Regions from separate parts of the Homo sapiens genome. Here regions 2 and 3 are each linked to region 1. A link is a loop called in an ENCODE intact Hi-C map of the cell type or tissue named here. Cell type or tissue: IMR-90. All regions are shown on one strand. Links, peaks and the distances in the headings refer to the core of each region. The heading gives the core; the rest is flanking DNA.

Evidence for each region. Peaks named below come from ENCODE experiments on the same cell type or tissue, not always from the same donor. Only the 100,000 strongest peaks of a DNase experiment are listed, where the experiment ranks them.
Region 2: a loop joins it to region 1, with 3 times the contacts of the local background. A loop is called at or near these places in 10 of 110 quality-filtered maps.
Region 3: a loop joins it to region 1, with 3 times the contacts of the local background. A loop is called at or near these places in 13 of 110 quality-filtered maps.

The regions. Positions count from the first base shown.
Region 1 is chr3:69,944,209-69,951,642 of GRCh38, reverse strand. MITF (melanocyte inducing transcription factor) reads right to left here. Exons shown (of 10, transcript NM_001354604.2): 6 at 2,475-2,592. Among named protein-coding and RNA genes, the nearest start is that of SAMMSON, 52 kb to the left of the region's middle. In IMR-90, for the core only: a CTCF peak has its summit at 3,174 (motif pointing right); a DNase peak (open chromatin) is centred at 3,182; H3K27ac peaks cover 871 bases.
Region 2 is chr3:69,865,619-69,873,336 of GRCh38, reverse strand. All of the region lies in intron 1 of MITF (melanocyte inducing transcription factor), which reads right to left. Among named protein-coding and RNA genes, the nearest start is that of MITF, 130 kb to the right of the region's middle. RefSeq lists a cis regulatory region at 7,144-7,245 and a promoter at 7,059-7,718. In IMR-90, for the core only: no CTCF peak of the experiment used is centred there; DNase peaks (open chromatin) are centred at 3,436, 5,176 and 6,126; H3K4me3 peaks cover 168 bases; H3K27ac peaks cover 4,446 bases.
Region 3 is chr3:69,667,102-69,674,819 of GRCh38, reverse strand. No RefSeq gene overlaps it. Among named protein-coding and RNA genes, the nearest start is that of MITF, 69 kb to the left of the region's middle. In IMR-90, for the core only: a CTCF peak has its summit at 3,525 (motif pointing right); no DNase peak of the experiment used is centred there; H3K27me3 peaks cover 163 bases.

The sequences.
Region 1 (7,434 bases), core at 1,163-6,162:
AAAGCAATATATATATCATATATACAATATGTAAAAACTGGGCTTCCACAAAATGGTAAAAAAAAACCCTGGTAAAAATTATATATAGCACACTGTAAACATATACAGATACTAGCAAGAAAGAAATCGATAATTAGAAAACTATGTCAATTTGCTGTTGATACTCTATTATCAGGGGTCTGATATATTTTCTTTTCAGGCCATAGAAGCTTTCAATCCTTTTTTGATGCCTGTGTAACGTGCTGATATAAAAACTGAGTAGTGGCCCAGCATGGTTGCTTGCACCTGTAATTCCAGCACTTTGGGAAGTGGAAGTGGAAAGATCACTTGAGCCCAGGAGTTCAAGATCAGCCTTGGTCTTTACAAAAAATAAAAAAAAATAAGTCCAGCATGGTGGTGCATGCTTGCAGTCCCAGCTACGGGAGGCTGAGGTGGGAGGATCACTTGAGCCCAGGAGGTCGAGGTTGTAGTGAGCCGTGATCACACCACTGCACACCAGCTCAGGAGACACAGAGAGACCCTGTCTCAAAAAAAAAAAAAAAAAAAAAAGCTGCCAAATTGGATCTCTGTCTCTTCTAACTAGTTCACTACTTCATAGAATGAACTCATTTTTTCAGAAGTTGGTGCCAGATTCTGTTAAAACCTGCTGTAATGAAATCATCTAATAACTTAGGAACCACTATTTACTAGCTTGAGTCTATAAAAACAAAATAGGAATAGAGGCATTTGGTGGCAACTGCAATTGGAAAGCTCTATTTGCATAGCAACTCTTGTGACATCTCTGGGATAAGAGATTACTTTTTGCCTTACAGAGAACAAAACAAAACAAAACAGAATTAAAAACAAAACAAAACATGTTACTTGACCAATCTGGGGATCCAGAAAGCTCTGTTATTTCCTTTTCAGAAGTGATAGCTGAAGCATTACACTACCATAATTTAGAATTTTATCTCAAAATAGAAATCTTTTTAGCATAACTTATAGCCACTGAAGCATATATATATATATATATATACACACCATATATATTTATTATATGGGTGTTATATATGTATATATGCATATCTATATGCATACATCCATGTATATATGCATATCTATATGCATACATCCATGTATATATGCATATATATGCATATCTATGTGTGTGTGTGTATGTGTGTGCATATATATATATATATATATATATATATAACTCAGAAGTTGAATTCTTTCAGTTGTGATGGTCAGTTCAAATCATTTTCTAGTTTTTTTTTCCTCACACAGAAGCATGACTTACATACCCTCCACTTCAATGATTCTTAAGTTGTTGTTGTTGTTGTTGTTTTGTTTTGTTTTGCTTTGTTTTGAGACAGGACTCATTCCTCTTGCCCAGGCTGGAGTGCAGTGGTGTGATCACAGCTCATTGCAGCCTGGAACTCCTGAGCTCAAGCAATCTGCCTGCCTCAGCTTCCCAAAGTGCTGAGATTACAGGCGTGAGCTACTGTGCCTGCCCGACGATTCTTGCTTTTGTTGTTGTTGTTGTCTTGCAGTAATTTTCCTTTTTGGTAGGGTAGCTACTTGTGTTTTGGTTTTGGATGGTTTTTACTTATTAATTACTCTTTTCACTCAAATCCATGGTTTTTAAAAAACATCTTTCTCCTGCTTATTTTCTAAAAAAAATTTTTTTAAGACATCCTTGACTGGAACAGGAATTCTCTGTACCAAATCCATATTCCATATTCTCAGTCTGTTCATCCAATCCTGCAGGATGCAAGGATCAAATAATAAAAAGAGGGGTGTGGTAAGGGCCATAAAATTCACCATGGTAGAATGCCAGTTCTAATATAGTTTCCGCCATGTTTTAATGACCAAATAAATGCCTTCCCTAAAGCATTAAGCAAAGTAGAGAAATAAGTAATTTCACACTTGCCTCAAGAACAAATAATATCCATTGCTCCATTTTATAATTTTTTCCCCTCTGTGTAATAAATCTTTTGCACACAATACAGCAAAAGACAACAGGAGGCATCTGAAGATGTGAGAAATATATTCTTATGCTATCCCAATTGTGGGCTTGAATGTGTGTCAAAGGAAAATTCAGATCTGGGTTCTCAAATGCAAATGCCTCTAGGGGCTTGTTAGAAACATACATATCAGGTAGGGTGGAGACAGTTACAGCTGAAAGAGTTGCCTACTATCCCCAACACAAAGGGGACCTTCACCACACACACAGTGATTGGTGACATGCAGTAATGGTGGCCCCGATTCCCAGTATCTCAGGAGATTTTCAAGGATCTCCTTGAAAAAAAACAGAATTTTCAAGTATAAATTCTCCGTCTTAAAATATTGCATAATGTTTTAACCACTGCAGAGACCTATAAAAGTTACGTCCATGAGTTGGATATAGTTTGCACATCACTATATCAATAACTTTGTCTTATCAGGAAATGGACAGAAATCTGCAGTAAGAGGCACATTTACTAGGTGTTTACCTGTGAGCTCCCTTTTTATGTTGGGAAGGTTGGCTGGACAGGAGTTGCTGATGGTGAGGCCTGGTGGGGGCAGACCTTGGTTTCCATAAAGATCAATCAAGTTTCCCGAGACAGGCAACTAGAGAGAGACAAACAGTAACAGAAATTAACTGTTGAACAATTCCCATGTTTTTTCAGATAAAACCTATATCCTACTCTAGGATTTATTTAAGAAAAATTATTTGATACAAAAAATCATTTTTAAAATAGGAAAATATGAGATGTTTACTTTTTCATTCACAGGTATTAAAAGAGAGGTACAGGATCTCCTCAACCAGTTCCCTTTGAGGCAGGAAAGTACAGTCTCACACCCATAAAATGACTACTCTAACTAGCCAGTCAGTTTATTTTGAGCATGGAGGCAATGAATAATGTGGTGAATGCATTATCTAGTACAACTAGTAGCAAACAGTGGGTGTTCAGGAAATGTTGGCTATTATTGTAAAACAGGATTGTATATAAAATGACCTTTTCACCAAATAGGACTTTCCATTAAAGTTAATTTTGTTCCTTCCTTCTCGTATCCACCTCTTCTTCTCACTTTTTCTTTTACAAGGAAAAGCAATGAAAGTTTTTTTTTTTTTAATTGGAAATGATTTCCTTATTGCTAGAGAGAAAAAGCGTTTCCTTGAAATTGAAATTTTCCACAAAGCCACAAGAGGGAGCCCACAGACTTTAAAAGAGAGCAAAAATTTACACTTTCAAGAGAATAATAATAAAAAAAAAAAGTAAAAGAAATATTTAGCCTTCCCCAAGCTAGCGTCAGAGTTTTTCCTCTAGTTCTGAATGGGCTGTTTTAAAGCAGCGAGTCCTCCTTTGGTTGTGTATGTGCATTTCTTGGTAACTAGCTGGTTGCAGCAGTTTATAGGCCTGTTTTTGTAGAAAAGGCCCAAGTTGATCTCCCTTCCCATGCCCTGAAATACAGTTTGAAATAGTAACTATGGAGAAATCGTTGACTGACCTCACTCCTTCCACTGCAGACACGTACCATTACTAGATTGATTCAAACAATTTCTATAACCATGATTACTGGGTAAGACTTTAAGTCGTTTAGCCCTCCCATTTCTTGATTACACATGGAATTGTATTCTACATCTGAGAAAAGTACATTCAGAAAGCATTTAGGTGTGATTAAAGTGTTTAGTGACTGAGAAGTATCTAGTAAAAACTGTATTCAACAGAGTACCTTGCATCCTCTCCAATGACCACTAACATACAGATGAAAATATACCACAAAATACAAGTCGAATGTGCTTCCCCTCATTGATAACCATTGCATCTATTTCTGTGATAGCCTCTAAACATATACTCTATGAATTAAACCCCTAGCTAAAGAGATTTGGGTGGGAGGCAATGGACATGGAATAAGATACTTCTTGATGGGTGAATCAGACACTGGCTCGAACAGAATTGGGGTAGGCAGGGAGGACAGACAGACCAGCAGAATACAACTCCCTCTTTTGCTCCTTTTTGAAAGCAGCGTTTATAGTATATGCATAAAACCTAATACACATACCCCCATACACAGGCACAAAAATAGACATCGTGGTCATTTAAAATGCCCTTGTATGGTATTTCAAGGCCCTCTAACTAAGGAATTGATAAAAAGTGACTTTGATTATTAGCTGTCATTTCACTAAGTGGTTTTAGTTGAAATAGGTTACCTTCTCAGGGTCAACCTTGCTCTGTGTGTGTTTAGTTTTATTCTTGTCCAATTTAACGCAAAGTGAAAGGCACTCACATGTTTCAAAACAGCCCTGTAAAGTACCAGAAAGACTAAACTTATACAGCTGCCATGATGTCTGGTAACTCCTTGGATTCCAAAGCTTTATTCCCCTATCTTTTGAGAATTTTGGATTTTGGGAAAACGTTGAGGTTTTAACAAACCAAGAATGTGACTTGAAAATTCAAAGCAATAAGCTAAAAGAAAAATTATTCCACTTGCTCTAGAAAGGTAAATCACACATATGGTTTTCATAGGCAAATTGTATGCAAAACTCACTGTGTTATTATGATGATTTGTTAGGGATAAATAATAGCAACTGATACACATCTCCAAGTCATTGATAGACCTATGTTGAACAGATATCTAATTCTAAGCTTCTTCTGGACAAGAACATATTTTCTAACTATATTCTAAAGAAGAGATATGTACATGACTGAGAGAGAGAATGCTTTCTGCCATAGACAGCGAGATGGACAGGGTGGGGGAGACAAAGAGCAACGTGGGGGATACCTAGTGAGAAATGGATTGAGATGCATGAAAAACTACAGAAAGTACTGCTGTGATTAGCATGGATTGACGACAGTGCACATCAAAAAGGGAAATGAATTAAAATCCCTATAGCAAGATGCCTCATTGGGCACTCTACTGAGATCAGACATCATTACTTCCAGTTGAAAAAGCTTATAGCCCTCTATCTACTTCTCTGAAAGATTTCCTGCTTCGGCTGCTTTTCCCATACTTGCTGATTAGGAGTGGGAAGCAGAAAGCATGGCAGAATATTTTGCTGGGGGTCATCTCATTTTTTGGGTGCCTACTTTGGGCCAAGCACAGAATTAAAATGGCACTTTGTGTATGGCATCTTACTGCTTTTTACAGAAAGAAAAGCCAAGATTTTTGCCATTGCCTAATGGAGGTTTTTGGTCGGAGGCTCACGTCCCATGTTAACAGCAGAACTGGGGGTGGGGAGAGTATCAACATGCTGATATTAACCAGTTAGAAACTGCAAACTTTCAATTCATCTCCAATTAGACCTGAGGAAATAAAAACCCTGCCGCTTACTAGCCGAATGTGGATACTCCAATTTACCGATTAATGGTGCAGAACTTTATAGCCTGTGCTTAGGAGTCAGAGATCCGGATTAAAATCCTGCCTCTTTACGAACTTGCTATGTGATATTAAGCAAGTTCTCTGAGGCTTAGTGTCTCCAATTGAAAAGTGACAACATTCTTCTCACAGGGGTCTTATAAGATTTAATAGAGATAAAGTAGGTGAAACAGTGCCTGCTACTTCAGTGATCAATAAGTGGTAACTGCTATGATTAACAATACAGTATTCTAATTTTCTAGGGAGTACTGGATTCCCACTTTACAGTTTTGACAGGTGAGCTAATTTTCACTTGATCAACAAAACCACTTGCTATGTTAATTACTAAGTACATTGTCAACGATTAGACAATTTTTTACCAGACTGCAATGCAAATCTAGGAACAGAAATCAGGGAATCTGCAAGGCTGAGGTGACCAGTCATTATTCCAAGTCAGGCATTCCACACTAGAGCTGATTTTGTTTCCCCGGATCAATATCTGGAGGTATTTTCAGTTGATGCACCTGCAGGGGATTTGCTGCTGGCATCCAGTGGGTGAAGGCCAGGGATGCTGTTAAGCATCCTAAAATGCACAGGACAGTCTCCCACCACAAAGACTTATCCATCCCAAATGTCAACAGTTCCACATTTGAGAAACTGTGTCCTAAATGGTGGTGTATGTTCTTTCTATCAACCGCTCTTATTTGCTGAAGCTACTAAAAGGAAGGTTGATGGAAATAATTTAAAATGTGTCTCCTAGCCATGCATTTTAAAGAAAGGATTCTGTAGTTGGTTCTTCTGCATTAGAAAACTTTCCCGATAAATACAGTTAACATCATAATTAGGTCAAAATAACACCTTTAGAGCTAAGAAAAAGGAAGAGACTTCTTCTATTAACATGTATATTTCACATCTTTGTGGGATTTTTATCCAGGCCATTTACCTAAATGACAAGATTTCACTTCCAGAGCACAAACTGCACCATGGACAGATGAAAGCCACAGTCTAATCCGGACAAACAAATTGAAGGAAGATGCGCCTGGGTCTATGCCCCCATACTGGTCTGAATTGAGTTCTTCAATGTTGTGCTCCACCAAAATGAATATTTTTCCAAGTAAATGATAATTGTAAAACGTTATTATTTTTTCTCTCTGGATGGTCCCCTTTTCTGAATATCAATTGAGCACTGTTAACACAAGTAAACTGGGACTTTTATTCTTTGTTTGTGATAGTACAAGAGGGCCCTTGTGCTCTCAGAATAGTTATTTCTAGACTTCAATTCCCTTAGGACAGTTTCCTCTCTAAGTGTTCCTTCCACTTTATTTTTTCCTAAGTAGTTAACTTGAAATAAAGCATTTCAAATAATCAAATAAAAGAAAAAAATGCCTAACACGAAGAACATTAAACTTTACTGTGGGAAAAAATTAAAATGTTAATAGGTTGCAGTAGCTTTGTTACTTAATTTTGACAACTAAAACCCAAGTTCATCAAGAATAAGAGCTAGTAACTTACTTTTAGTGAGAGCTTATCAGGGCCCAACTGTTCTAAATGCTTTTTGTGGGCTACCTCTTATAATTCTCCCATTAATTCTATTGCAGTAGATGCTATTATGATCCCCATTTTACAGACAAGGAAACACAAGCAGAGAGGTTGAATCACTCCGTCAAGAGTATGTATTCAGATGTCTGGTTCAGAGTCTGTGCTCCTAATGTTGAAGTTACATTGTCTTTCCCCTAATGGCAAAATGCTGAAATAGATTTGTTGAAAGACTCTAATGGAGCCACATTTAGCCTTTCCAGTATGGGGATAAAGAAGAGAAGTGGATGCCGGGATAAAGTCAGTGACTTCTAAGGGTGGCTGCAGGGGACTCCTCTCCTGTCTGGGAGTTAATTCAACTCTGCCCAGAGGATCTTTCTTATCTGGAAATTCCCTTGAGATGGCCTCTCTGCTCCTGAATTGTCCTTCTCCCCTCAAGGGCTAAAAGAGTCTCCCCCTTCTAGACTGGTAACCCCCGTGAGAACAGGAAGCACACCTTAGTCACCTTCGCATCCACAGCACCTTGCCTGGTGCTGGCCACCTATTAGGCATATCCATAAATGCTAAATTAATCTT
Region 2 (7,718 bases), core at 1,232-6,231, 78 kb after region 1:
TCAGAGTGAATGGCACTTCTGTTATCTCAAACTTTCCATTCCTTCCAAAGTGATTCAGGATGAGTTTTTCACCATGCATGGTGGAAAAAAATACTAATAAGAAACTATATCATCCCTCGTACTTAAAATAGCTGGGAGTGTAACCCATGTAAATGTGAAAGTACCAGATATCATAGTTCGGCTTCACACTGAGATCTTCTGGACTTCTGTCAACACCTAACTTGGGTTTTAGTCATCAAGAAAAAGAATGGAGATCTGCCAAGATTCCACCTTTTTGGGGGTAACATGAGCAGCTCAGATAATAAATACTCCAGGTCTCTGGCATAGCTAAAATACAAAGGCTTACAAAACATAGCCTCATGCCCCACGCAAATGCTTTCCAAAAGCTAGGTGCTGCTAGACATGCAGGATATCATGGTGTCGCAACTGGACAATGCTCCTATCTCCAGAGCTTTGTACATTTCACAGTACATAGGGAGAAAAGCATTCTAAAAATTAAGAACCACCAATCACACACAACTTAAAATCTGAAGTCTTTTCTTTCTAATGCTGAGACCTCAATTCGCTGCTAAAAATGGAAGATGTTTCATATCCATTCAGGATTCTCCACATTTTTTTTAAGCTGGACCTTCAACAGGTACCAGGAAAGACTAATCTCAATGACTGATTAGATAAAAATCAAGGAGAACCTTAATAAGTTTCCCAATATATCAGTATTCTCCAAAAATCCATACCAAAAATGACAACCTGGGTGCAGGAAGAAAAAATTAAAACATTTCTTCATATATATTTTATATTATCACTTTCATTTTTTATTTTTGTACATGTTATATAATAGTATAGTTGCACATGTACATAACTTATAAATCAAATGAAAATGTGTTGAGAAGGTTTTCTTGAAAGAAATTAACTAGGAAGAAGGATCAAAAATGTTTAGAGACCTCTGTAACATACGAACAATGCTCTTCCAGGCAATTTTCATCAGCAGATTTTTTTTAAGTTGGTTATTTTTTTTTTACCAAAGTGTGTCTCACTTATGTATACTCCAACTAAGAGGAATATCAAGTTCTTACTAAAAGATATTTTAAACTAAGGATATGAACTTTGCCATTTCCTCATTTTATGACCACGACTGATCTCCATTTTCCACAGATGCCATTATGGGTTGGCACAATCTTAACACTCAATTCCTTTCAAGGAAATCGCCTCTGAGAGCCAAACCATTGAAAGGTTATGAAGCAGATAAAGTTGAAGTGCCCCACACTCAAGTTTTCTGTTTTTCATATCAAGCTTCCTTTCACTAGACTGTACTCTAGAATTCTTGCTTACTCTGTCCAACTGTGGAATCCCATTCACATCTAACTGCCATGTTTTAAAGGGCTTTGAGAAATTCATCCCTTAAAGTAATTAATACGGCATGGCAAGATGCTCCACTGAGAGTATTTTAAAAGAAAAAGCAATTTTTAAAAATCTAACACAATGACAAACTAATGACAGAATTCAGACATGAGTGTGAAAGGAACTGGAATAAACTTTTTAAAGGTAGAAAGCCCTTCTGTTTGTACTCAAATAATTGTTCCAATCACAGGGCATGCTCTGGCTGTTTTTCTAGACATTATAACAGATCAGAGAAAATTCAAAAGCCTTAGACCACCATCACTTAACAATTACTGCATGTCTAGCACACGTCAACCAAGATGCAAAGTTTCCAACATTGTGTTGAAATAAAGACAAAAGTACAAACTGTAATCTAAGGAGCAGTGAATGGGTACACCTGTCATGGTTTAACAGGCAACCTTACACATAGCAGTAATGATTTATGGTGGCCACATGGCATTTATAGCTGCCCAGCATCCTGTCCCACTTGTTTGGTAAAGTACCTGATTTAACCTTGAATAACCAGCCTCCTTCACTTTCAGTTCATGAGGTTATGGTGTTGTCACTACCTCCAGACATGGAAGTACGACCCTGGCCAATCAGGAAATCCATCCTTCTGGTCACAAAGACTAACTCAGGAATGTGCTTGTGCCCCAAGACAATCAAGTAAGGGTTATCCCTATTCCTTCAACTGAAACTATTAGGTTAAAATGAGTCTCTTTAAACTAAGGTTTGAAAAGCTGGTAGGATGTAAATCTGGAACTTCCTGGATCTATCCGAGAAGAAAGCCAAACTGGAGGAAACAGTAAAGAAAGAACAGAGGACTAATGAGAAGGAATAACAAAGAAAGAGGGAGCCAGTGTTTATATGACATTGAGCACCTGTATCAAATCATTCCTGAAGTCATGATAGCCCTGGACTAACCCTGGACAAGGACTTCACGAGGGCCAATCAAACTCCATTTTTTCTTAAGCCAGTTTGATGTACCCTGGGATACTACAGCTGGTTTTGTAACATTTAAAAAATATCAGTAATACTGGGGAAAAAGTCAAAGTTTCAGCCTAAGACCTACAATTCATAAAACCTAGCACCCATCTATTTTCCTATTTTCTCTTTGTTTTGGCTAGGCACACTCCCACCCACAACATCTCCCAGGTCTCCAGAGCTGGACTGGCTACATGCTAAGTTTCGCCAATTAGATTTAAGTAGATAACAGAAGTGCCAATCACTCTGAAATGTTAGACACCCAGACTGCCATTTAAAAATATATATATCCAGGTGGGTGGATCACGAGATCAAGAGATGGAGACCATCCTGGCCAACATGGTGAAACCCCGTCTCTACTAACAATACAAAATTTAGCTAGGCATGGTGGTACACGCCTGTAGTCCCAGCTACTTAAGAGGCTGAGGCAGGAGAATCACTTGAACCCAGGAGGTGAAGGTTGCAGTGAGCGGATATCCCGCCACTGCACTCCAGCCTGGTGACAGAGCGAGATTCCGTCTCAAAAAAAAAAAAATATATATATATATATACACACACATATATATATACACATATATTTATACACATATATATACACACACACGTATATATACACACACATACATATATACACACATGTATGTGTGTATATATACATGTATATATGTATGTGTATATATATAAACACACACACGTGTGTGTGTGTGTGTGTGTGTATCCATTTACCAACTCTGATTTGTGCAGTTGGTGGCACTTTCAAAACATTCTTAAGAATTCCTTTTTGTGATGAAACAGACTGGCTTTTTTTTTTTTGCCTGTTTTTTTTATTAATTCAAATACAACTGACTACGGCAACTGTACTATAGCATAATATAAATTAAAGATCAAATATATACATCTCCATGGTGGTTCTAGGTGAAGAAAAATAGGAAAGAACAAAGATCCTCAAGAGTCTTCTAAGACAACCCCAAGAACACCACCGAAACTGTTTTCTGGAGTTCTACGTAAGACTCCATTTCAACATAACTTAAAGTTTACATCTTAGGAGATTGTGGGATCCTCAGCTGGAGAAGGACATGGGGTGAGAGGTATTGTGAAGTGAGTCATACGAGCAGGAGGAGCTTCATACGACCCATCTCATAGTACCTCCTGAGGGGGAGGCAGTTCCTATAGATTCAGCCTATCGGTTCCTTTTGTTTATGACAAAGCAGTTGTGCTGTACCCACAAAAAGCCATGGGCAGTTTATGGATAGATGTTTTGGGGTGGTTTCATAGCCCATTTGGCAGGAGTGAGTAGTCCTTCTCATTTGATTCCATCCAAAACACTGAATTCAGTATCAGAAGGGCTTTTCAGACCTCTGGCCAGGCTGACTAGAGGTGGGGAAGAGAATGTGAATTTTGTCAGACATGGAGGAAAGTGTCCTGGCTTAAGAATGAGAGATGTATGTGGGCTCATGTCCCAGCTCGCCTACTAAACAAACAGGTGATCTTGAATGTTTTAGTATTCATTTCCAAACATGGCTGAGTATCAGAATCAGCTACAGAAAATCTCCTTCAAATGATCCCCTTCTCTAAACCTTCTGCCACCATGTCTCCTGTAATCTGGCTGCACTGGCTGGAGCTTCAGAAGCCATCCTGAACCATGAGAATGAGGGCCAGACTCAGGGATGAAACTGGTATGTGCTTGGTCCTTCATGACCTGGTCCAATCTGCTCCAGGAGGGCAGAGATGTTTACATGTTTTATTCACATATTGTCTCTCCAGCACATAGTAGAACAAAATAAATATTTGTTCAGTGAGTAAAGTTGGTGTCTGTCTCCCAACAAATATTCTACCTCATAGAATCTAATAATACTAGAACCTTAGAGTTGGTGCACCCTTATTCAAACCATTTGCTTGAATCATCCAGAGACGGAGAACTCTGGGCTCTAGGGATCTACGACAGTTCCTTAATTCTAAGAGGAACTTTCCCTCCACATGTTAAGATTTCCCAAGTCAGAAGAGATCATATAATCAATGAATATATTTTAGTAAGTTTCTTTCTCCACCAAATAGCTGTCTTTTTTTTTTTTTTTTGAGATGGAGTCTTGCCTCTGTCTCCCAGGCTGGAGTGCAGTGGTGCGATCTTGGCTTACTGCAACCTCCACCTCCCAGGTTCAAGCAATTCTCCTTTCTCAGCCTCCATAGTAGCTGGGTTTATAGGCCCGGGACACCATGCCTGGCTAATTTTTGTATTTTTAGTAGAGACGGGATTTCATCATGTTGGCCAGGCTGGTCTTGAACTCCTGACCTCATGATCCACCTGCCTTGTCCTCCCAAAGTGCTGGGATTACAGGCGTGAGCCACCGCGCCCAGCCAATAGCTGTCTTATAATCAATGGTGAACTGGACTCAGGGAAATACACCTGGTAGACGAAAACCGTGGCATCAGGACCAAACACGGCCCCTCAAGAGCTCAAATGAGTTACAGTTTGGTAATTCAGAAATCTAGGGATAGGAGAAACCCACTAGATAAAAAAGCAGAGGAAGAAATATTGATTCATTTAGTATCTTAAGTGAAAATCCACAGACCACAACAGATAATAGCATTAAGCCCTGGAGCCAGGATCCCTGGGTCAAATTCCTAGCCCTGTCATTTCTTAGCTGTATCACTTGGGCATGGTTTTTCACCTATCCAAGCCTCAGTTTTCTCAGCTGCAAAATGGGGGTGGAAAGACATATCTTCTTCATAGAGCAGTTGTGAAAATTAAATGTGTTAATACAAGCACAATACTTAGCATAGTTCCCACAAACCATGTGGACATGAGTAAAAGTTAGGCAATGAATTCTTCTAGTCTGTGTTTTAATTCCTGAAATGGTATCTGCTGAACATCTTAATATCTAAAAACGAGTCAAAGCTGACAAGTTACTTTCTAGGGAGCCAAAATTCTAGAATGCTGCCTTCTGCTATCATGTTCCTTTTCTTTCCTAGAGGAAAATACAAAACAATTAATTCACAGTGTGTGCTCTCCTAAAAGAATACGCACAGAAAAGTTAATGGGCAATAACTCAGTGAACAAGTTTTGTCAAACGTGTTTGTGAAGAATTTCATTCTGAGAGTGTATAAGGGAAGCATGCTCTTACGACAAGTATTTTAGTTAACTAAAAGAATGAAATTCAAAATTAAGAATTAATTTGGCTGTGAATTCAGGTTTGACATTACTACCATTCTTACGTAGAATCAGAATAGCAAGTTTCATTTGTTCATGCCATCCATTATTAATATTAAAAAATTAGTAAGTTAGAGTATATTTTTGTAGAGAATGAATCACAAAGAGTAGACATCATCTCCCCAGCTAGTATCTCATTAATAAGGCAAAAATTTATAACATTTCTAGCATAGTGACATTTTAAACACATAATTATATATACTTTGTTTAGAAAATGCTCTAACATTTTATAGAGGTGAGTAATTAAGCTGTTATGACGACATAAAGAATGAAAAAAATCTAAAGTATCTGTTAAAACAAACTGCAGCAGAAATAGAAGCTCAAGAAGTTAGAAATCATTTTTAAAACTACCTTTTATAAGACCTTTTAAAGATGTATCTACTGAAAATGATGAACTTTAACCCACACTTAAACTTATGGTAATTATATTTATATTTTTTAAGAATCAAATTCTAAAAATAGATCTGCTACATCTAGTATTTTTCCATTATTCTTGCTGTCTTTAAACACACCTTCACAAGCTGCTGAACATAATGCCTTTCTGACTTAATCAGAACCTCTCCCATGACCCAGGAACGTTCAGTAAATAATGATTAAGCTCCAGAGGTAGCTTTTGCATAAGTTGATTTGCTTGAATGCCTATTCACTTGGGGACACAGCTTTTAGCACTGTTTTCAAATCTTATCACCTAACAGTGAAAGTAAATGTTAAAGGATGTGGGGGGAACTATACTCTGTTTAGTTTTTCTCCATTTTAATATTTCTTTGAAATTGCCATTTTTTAAACTTGTTCTACATTTATATGCCAGGCAGACAATTCTGATGTTTGGATGTCTGTTTCCCCTTCCAAGAGAAAAAAATCAATATACAAGAATGCAAAGAAGATGTTCATTAATGCAACTGTTACCATTCCACAGTCAGGAAAAAAAAAAAAAAAAGGTGGGGGGAGAAACCAAAAATTCACAGTGTTTACAATGGGAGAGTTTGGACAAATGTTACTACTGTATTAAACACACAGTTTTCCTGAAGAAAATCCTGTTTTATTCATAACAAAGCTGGGCTGCAGTCTATCTTGCAATCATAAATCAAGCTCTGCTCTAACTCAGATTTTTCAAGCAGTCGCGGTATTTTTGTCATTATTAACTTAAGACCAGTATTCAATTTTAAAGGAGAGGGCAAGGATATTGGGTTAGCATTTCTATCTACCACCCCCACCCCCACCCCCAAATTAGTTGTTATCCTTGTCATAGCCACCTACCAGAGGTTACAGCTGAAGCTGATTAAAGCCAGTGAGAAGTAACAGCTTCAGTATTTTTAACTCCCAATAAACCCTTCTCTTCCTTTATCCTCCCCCTTAAAGAGAAAAAAAACTGCTCCTCTTAAGTGGTCCCGGGATTATTTCCAGAATAAAACTTCACTTACAGATACAAGCTTTCAAAGGAGCATGGCATGAACATCTGAACTCTAAGCGCCTCCATCTTTTTTCCTTTAAGGTGTTCTGCAAGCCCTTGGCGAAGAGTGAAAGTCAAAGTTAGTTCTGGCACTGGCTGTGTCACTAGGGGTGGCTCCTGATAAGGCCCTGGAAACTCCAATCCAAACACAGCTCTGTGCTAGAACGGTGCCTGGTTTCTGTCTGCAACAGCAGACCTGTTTAATCCAGTACCTACTGTACCTGCAGGACAAAAACGCTGCCTCACACCACAATGAGGGCTACTCAAGGACCCAGGCACGGCCAGGGAGGCAGCCCAGCAGCCAGGCAAGCACCTCGGGAAGCTTATTTAGCCTTACCCAGCTCCGGTACTGGCTGAGGCTTGCAGAGACTGCACATTATTAGAGAACTTAAAAGGAGAGGTAATTTCACATACCAGTGAATTGTCAACACTTACTGGAGTCACAGAATCTAGGAGGGAGGACTGTGGAACTGCTTGTGTCCCCTCTCAGTTTGGGAGCTCTCGGGCATCAACTCATCACACAACTCTAGGTGTTTTGCATCTGTGCACAGGCATTTTTGGAGCTTGATAATTGAATATGCCCTCCTTGCTGACAGGCTAGAGATCCAAAACAGCATTCCTTACCCTCAGACCCCAAGAATATTAGGAGGGTTGTCCTTGCCCGGTTCTGGTGGAAGTAAAACACAAACTGCTCCTAAT
Region 3 (7,718 bases), core at 1,232-6,231, 280 kb after region 1:
TGTTTCTTGGTTTCTGGCCACATAACGCCAATCTCTGCTTCACCTTCACATTGCTTTCTCCTCTTCTCTCTGTGTCTCTGGTAAGGATACTTGTCATGGGACTAAGGGTCCATCTCATTAATCCAAGATGATTTAATTTTGAGATCCTTAGCTTAATCTGCAAAAACTTTTTTTTTCCCAAAAGAAGATTACATCTACAAGTTCCAGGGATTAAGATGCAGACATATCTTTTGGGGGACCACATTCAACCTGCTATCCACAGTAGGGAAGTAGAGTGGTGGGGGCCGGCGTAAGGTGAGCAGTTTTATATAAGGCGGTCAGGTGAAGACTCCGTGAGCACAAGGAACAGCCATGGGGATATGGGAGGAGATTTTCAGACAGAGGGAGGAGCAAGCGCTGAGGGCCTGGTCTTCTTCCACTCTCCTGCTCTCCCACTGCATCTTAAATTCAACATCTGTTTCTGCCTCATGGCTTTTTGCACTTTCCTTTTGCTGTTTCCTCTGCGTGGAACTCTTTTGCATGCGTCTTACAAAAGTGGTCCCTTCTTAGCACCCAGATCACTGTTTAAAGGTGGTGCAGGCCTATAATCCCAGCTCCTTGGGAGGCTAAGGCAGGAGCATCACTTGAGGTCAGGAGTTCAAGGCTAGCCTGAGCAACATAATGAGATCCTGTCTCAAAAAACAAACAAACAAACAAAAAAACAGGAAAAGAAAAGATCTCCTCCTTCAGGAATCCATCTGTGGCCACTCTTTACGAAATATGCCCACCCCAATGTAGCAGAAACCTATCATGCCCTGCTTCCCACCCCCTAAGCCCACGTCTGACTTCAGCCGAAGCTGAAGTGGACCTTTTGTGCCCTCAACCTTGCTTTGTGCTTGCAGCATCCTGCCCCAAGCTTGCACCTCCTCCTCCTTCTTTCTGTGTCAGTGCTGTCTCCCTGACTGTGTGTGGACCTCTCATCCTGCTAGGAGTTAATGGCCCTGGGGTCTGGATGGGTTGATAAATGCCCCATGTTTCTCGAGGGGACAATCTGGCAAGTATTTGACATATTCCTTTCTCCTCTCTCAAGATTGTGAGTGCTGTGAGGGCAGGAACTCTCTTACTTCACATATCTAGTTGCCATCTGTTGAGTATTCCCACGTGCTTGGTTATTTCAGTGACTCTTTTAATAATGTGGAATTTAAAATCCACATTTCATAGATGAAGAATTGGAGTCTTCTCCAAAACCATATCTCAAGATCATCCCTAGTAAATGAAACTTAAAATCAGGTGTTTTGGATTTCCAAGTCAATGCCTTTTTCACTCCTTAATACTTGCTTTCCCTGAGTAATGAAACAGAATTTTCAACATTAGCCATCAAATAAAACTTGATAAATTTAGTAGGGGCTGGATTTCTCTTATGAAACCATTTTTCCTAAATAGAGAATGAGGGCCAGGCATGGTGGCTCATGACTGTAATCCCAGCACTTTGGGAGGCCAAGGCGGGCAGATCGCTTTTGAGCTCATGAGTTCAAGGCTATCCTGGGCAACATGGTGAAACCCTGTCTCTACAAAAAACACAAAAATTAGCTGGGTGTAGTGGTTCACACCTGTAGTCCCAGCTACTTGGGGGGCTGAGGCAGGAGGATTGCTTGAGCCCAGGAGGTGGAGGGTGCAGTGAGCTGAGATTGTGCCACTGCACTCTAGCCCGGGCAACAGAATGAGACCTTGTGTTAAAAAATAAAATAAATAAATAATAAAAAATAAAAAAATAGTGAATGGGAATGAATGTTTATCAAGCATCTACCTTAACATTATCTAATTTCCTCACTAAGTACATAATAGAAGATGTACTCTCTAAACCCTTATATTTACCTGAAAGCCTTTGATTTCACACAGAAGCATTTTCTTCTGCTTTTGATAATCGAAGATTGTTGGTAAAAATCTGAACTCATCGAAGGTCACACAGCTCAGTTCCCTTCAGGAAAATCAGGCCCAGTGAGGATAATACCAATAACATCATCAGACCAATTGAAGGAATTACACTGCAGTGGGTCACAAGGGTGCTGCTAGTCATTAAGTGATTCCCAATAAGTTCATTCACAGCAAGTCCAAATTACACTTACTGTGGCTCTTAAGTTTAGTAATAGTTTTGACCTCTGCTCTGATACCCTCATCTAAACTAATATTTACAGGTATCAGGCACACTGCCTGTGATTTTTTACCCACTTTAAATTATCCTCACAACAACCCCTGTGAATTCTATGCCATTAGTATCATCATTTAATAGCAGAATCACAGAAAGTCTGAACTTTTTGGGAGCATGGAGAGAAGTTATAGGCCACTTTAGAAATCTGATGAAAGCTTAGGGATGCCTTAGGAACAAAAATGTGTATAACCACATGATACAAACTCATACACAACCCATATACTTTCAAGGGGGTGTTCATGAACTTCCTAAGTCCACACATGAGGTTATATATGAACTTGAAGTTAAATCTTGAGTACAAAACTCAGGGTCACCACCATCAGTAGCTTGCATGGGGTCACCTAACTGATAAGGAGCTAGGTATGTTGGAACTCACATCTGTTTAAGTAGACTCCATCGAACACCCTATGGCATCCCAAGCGGTGACAGTCAATTGAAACCCACACACACTTAAATTAAAATAGAAAGCAAGCTCTTGTAAAGACTGCAGGATGCTAACTTTAAGGAAGATCATCACAGCTGTTAGTAAAACCCCATTAACCCTGGGGAAAGTGCATTTGCTTTCCAACTCAGGGAAGATCTGAAATCGGGAAAAGTCCAGTCCAGAATATTCACGCCAACCCGTTTGGCTGGGGCTTATCCCATAGAAGGGCAGCCAGCATGGCCATCAGGTACAATTCCCGGCTTTGCCTCCCCATCTGTGGACCCATCATCACAGGAACAGTCAACTCCCTTTGCTGTTGTGCTGTGACCCATCATCACAGGAACAGTCAGCTCCCTTCACAGTTCTCTGTGGCCTGAACACCAGCCAAGTCCTGTGCTGCTGCCGACCATGTCTGCAGTAGATGCAGACTAGGACACACTAAAGGCTATGGTCAGCATCAGGCTCTGGGTTAGTGCTGAGCAAAGGCAAGTCTCATATTTTAGACTTGTCAGTTCTTATTAGCTCCACATGGAGTGAAGGGAGAGTGCTGTGATGGGCACTTGACCAAGCAAATTAAGCTAATTTAGCCCTAATCTAGTAAACTGCAGAGAGGGTAGAGCTCCAGGCTCTTTAATTTGCTGCTTTATTCCCATGCAGACGATTAAACGATAACGATGATCTTTTTTAATGAGGATTTTTTAAAAATCTGGAATTGGAATTTTTTCAGCACAATAGAGAAACCGTTCATTCAGTTGTTCTAATACCTTGAAATTTTACTTATAATACATTAATTTTCAAACATAATTTGAATCTGAATCCCAGATTTTACATGAATTTGAATAACAGAGGAATTTGGAACACCTAAATTATATTTTTGACAAGAAATGAGTCCAGGGTTGCATTTTGGGAATATACCAGCAGATGGCAATGTCTGACAAAGAGTTTTGCTAGTTTCTACCTTCCTTCCCCTCATCCATCTTCCCAAAAGTTGTTTTCAAAAGCCATAGCAAATATATGCAAAAATATAGGCACTCTTCACTTCTTATAAGTGCACACTGCAGCTGACACTAATTGTTTCAGTCCTTTGGAAAAGCAAAATTAAATGATTATTTTGAATTGCTTTTCTAAAAATCCCAGTGGGTTTATTTCAATAAATCAATCATAATTATAGATTAAGGTAATAGAAATGAATTTGCATCACTAAAAATCATTAAAAAAAATGACCGGGTGTGGTGGCTCACACTTGTAATCTAAGCACTTCGGTAGGCCAAAGCAGGCAGATTGCTTAAGGCCAATAGTTCGAGACCAGTGGGCACCATAGGGAGACCCTATCTCTTAAAAAAAAAAAATTATGGATGGAACGGTGGTGATTCATCACTTCTTTTTGCCTCATGAATTTCCAATATCATTAGATTTTGCTTTTATTCATGTGTGCCAGGCACTAAATTACAATCTATTTGCCTGGTATCTTCCTTTCCTGATAACCGAGTACTGATCAACGAAAAAAATATTCAAGTGGTTAGAAGAAGAAATTTAGAGTTTACCAGTTCTGGCTAGAACCCCAGTTTTACTTATCCTGAATATAAAACTATTCCTACTTATTTTTCATACCACCTTCTGTTTATATGTCTGTCTATTTTAAATTATGTCTCATGAACTGTGCTTTTATACATAATATATACATATATTTACATATATATTACAAAATAACACTATTTTATTTAACAAATATCTCAGGTCCTGTGCTAGGAATTGAGGATCCAGTGGAAAGGAAGCCAAGTCCTTGCCTCTATGAAGCTTGCATTCTGGCAAGGACAGGCACACAAGAAACATATATACAAATAGTACAAGTTTCAGAAGTGATCATTGTTATAAAGAAAATAAAGAAGGGTAATGAATTGCACAGGCAAATGGAGGTGGTCTGGCTGAGCCTTTTAGAGTTGTTGACTTCTGAGGTGAATCCTGAATGATAATGCGAAAGAGAAATGGCCAGATGTGGTGTAATCCCAGCACTTTGGGAGGTGAAGGCAGGCAGATTGCTTGAGCCTAGGAGTTCGAGACCAGCCTGGGCAACAGGGCAAAACCCAGACTCTACCAAAAATTAGCTGGACATGGTGGCGCATGCCTGTGGTCCCAGCTACTTGGGAGGATCACTTGACCCAGGGAGGTCAAGGGTACAGTGAGCCATGATCTAGCAATTGCACTCCAGCCTGGACGACAGAGCAAGAACTTGTTTCAAAAAAAAAAAAAAAGAATGAGAAATTGGTGATATGATCTGGGAGAAGAACATTCTAGGCTGAGGAACAGCAAATGCAAAGGCACCAAGGCAGGAAGGAACTGGGGATAATTAGGCAAGTTAAGGGGTTCTCTGTGGCCCACCCTATTGAGTGGGTGACAGTGACAGGAGATGGGGTTAGAGAGAGGGGCAGAGGCCAGATCATGTAGGGCCTAGAGGCCAAAATTGAGGAATCTGAACCAACTACAAGTGCATGGGGAGACATTGAAGATTTAAAGCAGAGGACAGAGGAGTGACAGTGTTCAAATTACTCTTTTACAAGATTTCTTCATGGAGTATGATTATTCCCATTTTATAGTTAAAGAAACTGAGATTTACAATAATTAAACAATTTGCCAGAGATCACTCAGCTTGGAAGGGGTGAACTAACATAGGCCAAAAGCTTCATTCATGTGTGCAACAACCATTTAGTAAAAGCCTACTTTGAGATCCACACTAGTAGCTATGAAGAATACACAGAGATGTTATCCTTACCTTTTAGTTTTAAAATCTAGTCAAAGAGATACGATAGATTCAGAAAGAGGGCACGTTTAAAAAAAAACAAAACTAGAATGTATCTGTTGATACAAATGACTAAAGAAATAACTGGATTAACTGGAATGCAACCATTAGCTCTGCCAAAGAAAACAATGTCCCATTCAGGATTTTAGAAAATGTACAGTGACAGACACGCCTCACAGTGACTCCCAATGCTCCATACCTTATATAATTTCCTCTCCTTTAGCAAATCCAGGATGTGTGACTTGTTTCTAACCAATAAATATGGCAACAGTAATGAGATGTCAACTTTGTGATAATGTTTTATTACATAAGAATCTGTCCTAGTAAAATGGGGAGAGCTTGTCCTTTGAAGAAGGACACTGCCATAATTTTTACAGCTGAGTAATAATGAGTACTGCCAACAACCTTCACAGCTTGGAAGCCATTTCTTTCCCACTTGAGCCTCTGATGACACCTCAGCCCCAGCCAACCCCTCCATTGCTTAACTCCAAACCAGTTAAGCCATGCTCAGATTATGACACACAGAAACTGAGATAATAAAGCATGGTGGGTTTTTTTGTTTGTGGGCACTGGAGTGCCGTGGTGCAATCTCCACTCACTGCAACCTCCGCCCCCTGGGTTCAAGCAATTCTCCTACCTCAGCCTCCCAGGTAGCTGGGATTACAGGCATCTGCTACCACACCCAGCTAATTTTTGTATTTTTATTAGAGATGGGGGTTTCCATGTTGGCCAGGATGGTCTCAAACTCCTGACCTCATGATCAGCCCATCTCGGCCTCCCAAAGTGCTGGGATTACAGGCATGAACCACTGCCCCCAGACAAAGCATGTTGTTTTAAGTGGCTAAATTGGTAATTTGTTATACAGCATAGAAAACTAACGCATGTAACAATTTTCAGAAAACGCCTTGGGGCTCTTGCAGTTTCACCTCACCCTCATCTGTACCTCTTGCTACTTGACTATGAACCCATGTTGCACAATCCTCAGGTAGGAAGGCCCAGAGGCCACAAGACAAATAGAAAATTCATTATATTCTGAAGAAGAAACCATTGGGAAAGATATTCCAGAAACAATTATAGAAACAAGTGAACCAAAAACTTTTTTGCCTGAGTCTGAGATTACCAGGAATTTGAATAACATGAGCCCTCCATTAACAAAGCATTGTACTACTGAAATTGTTGTTCAAAGTATCAAGTAGTGTTCCCCAAAGTATATTGGGTAGAACACAAGTCCCTAGTGTGCTGAGAAAAGAAAAGATGGGACAACTTCATAATATGCCCTTTGCTGGAAGTTGTCAATGCAGACTTGCATGTTAAAGGCCTGCACAAAATATACCCCATTATAACCCGTTTAATCAAGAATTTCCGAAATGTAACCTGGAAGCCCCTCTTCGTTTTTCAGTTATTGCCTGTATTGACAGGCAGAACCAGTGTTCCTTAGAACATATCTTGGGAAATGCTAGTGAAAGGCACAGATGAGAAGTTAAGGTCACTGGAGTGAGAGGAGTTTCATAATCTTTAGTTAGAAAGTAAACATCTCCATGAACTGGTTAAAATAAATAATTTAAAATGTACTGAAATTATTCTTTATTACTTCATCAAACGGTTAAAGAATTGAACATTAGGTTACTCAGTGTTATGATAATAAGTTGGTTCCAAGTAAGGTAGATTCAACTCTACAGAGAATGACTTCTAGGATTATTTTTGAAACACTTACATAGGATTAACTTTGTGCCAAGCATTATTCTAGGTACTTTACAAACATTAAAACCTCTAAGGTGCATACTATTATTTGCCCCATCTTACAGATTTAAAAAAACAAAATAAAAATACAACAAACAACTGAGGTACATATGTAATTTTTCCATCGTTATGTAGCTGGAAAGTGGCAGAACTAGGATTTAAACCTGTGCAGTGCAGGCATAAAATCCAGTCCTACAACTCCTTTATGAGGCATCCCCTGCTGGGCTGCTGTCTACTACAGAATCATTAAGATGATGCTGTATCAGTAGAAGTGCCAACTTCCAGTAAATGAGAAAAACTAAAGTAAAAAAAAATCAGAATGAAACCTTGTACTATTCTATATTTATTTTAAAAATAAAAATACGGCCTGGGTGTGGTGGCTCACGCCTGTAATCCCAGCACTTTGAGAGGCTGAGACGGATGAATCACTTGAGGTCAGGAGTTGGAGTCCAGCCTGACCAATATGGTGAAACCCCATCTCTACTAAAAATACAAAAATGAACTGGGAGTGGTGTGCCTATAATCCCAGCTACACGGAAGGCTGAGACAGGAGAACTGCTTGGACCCAG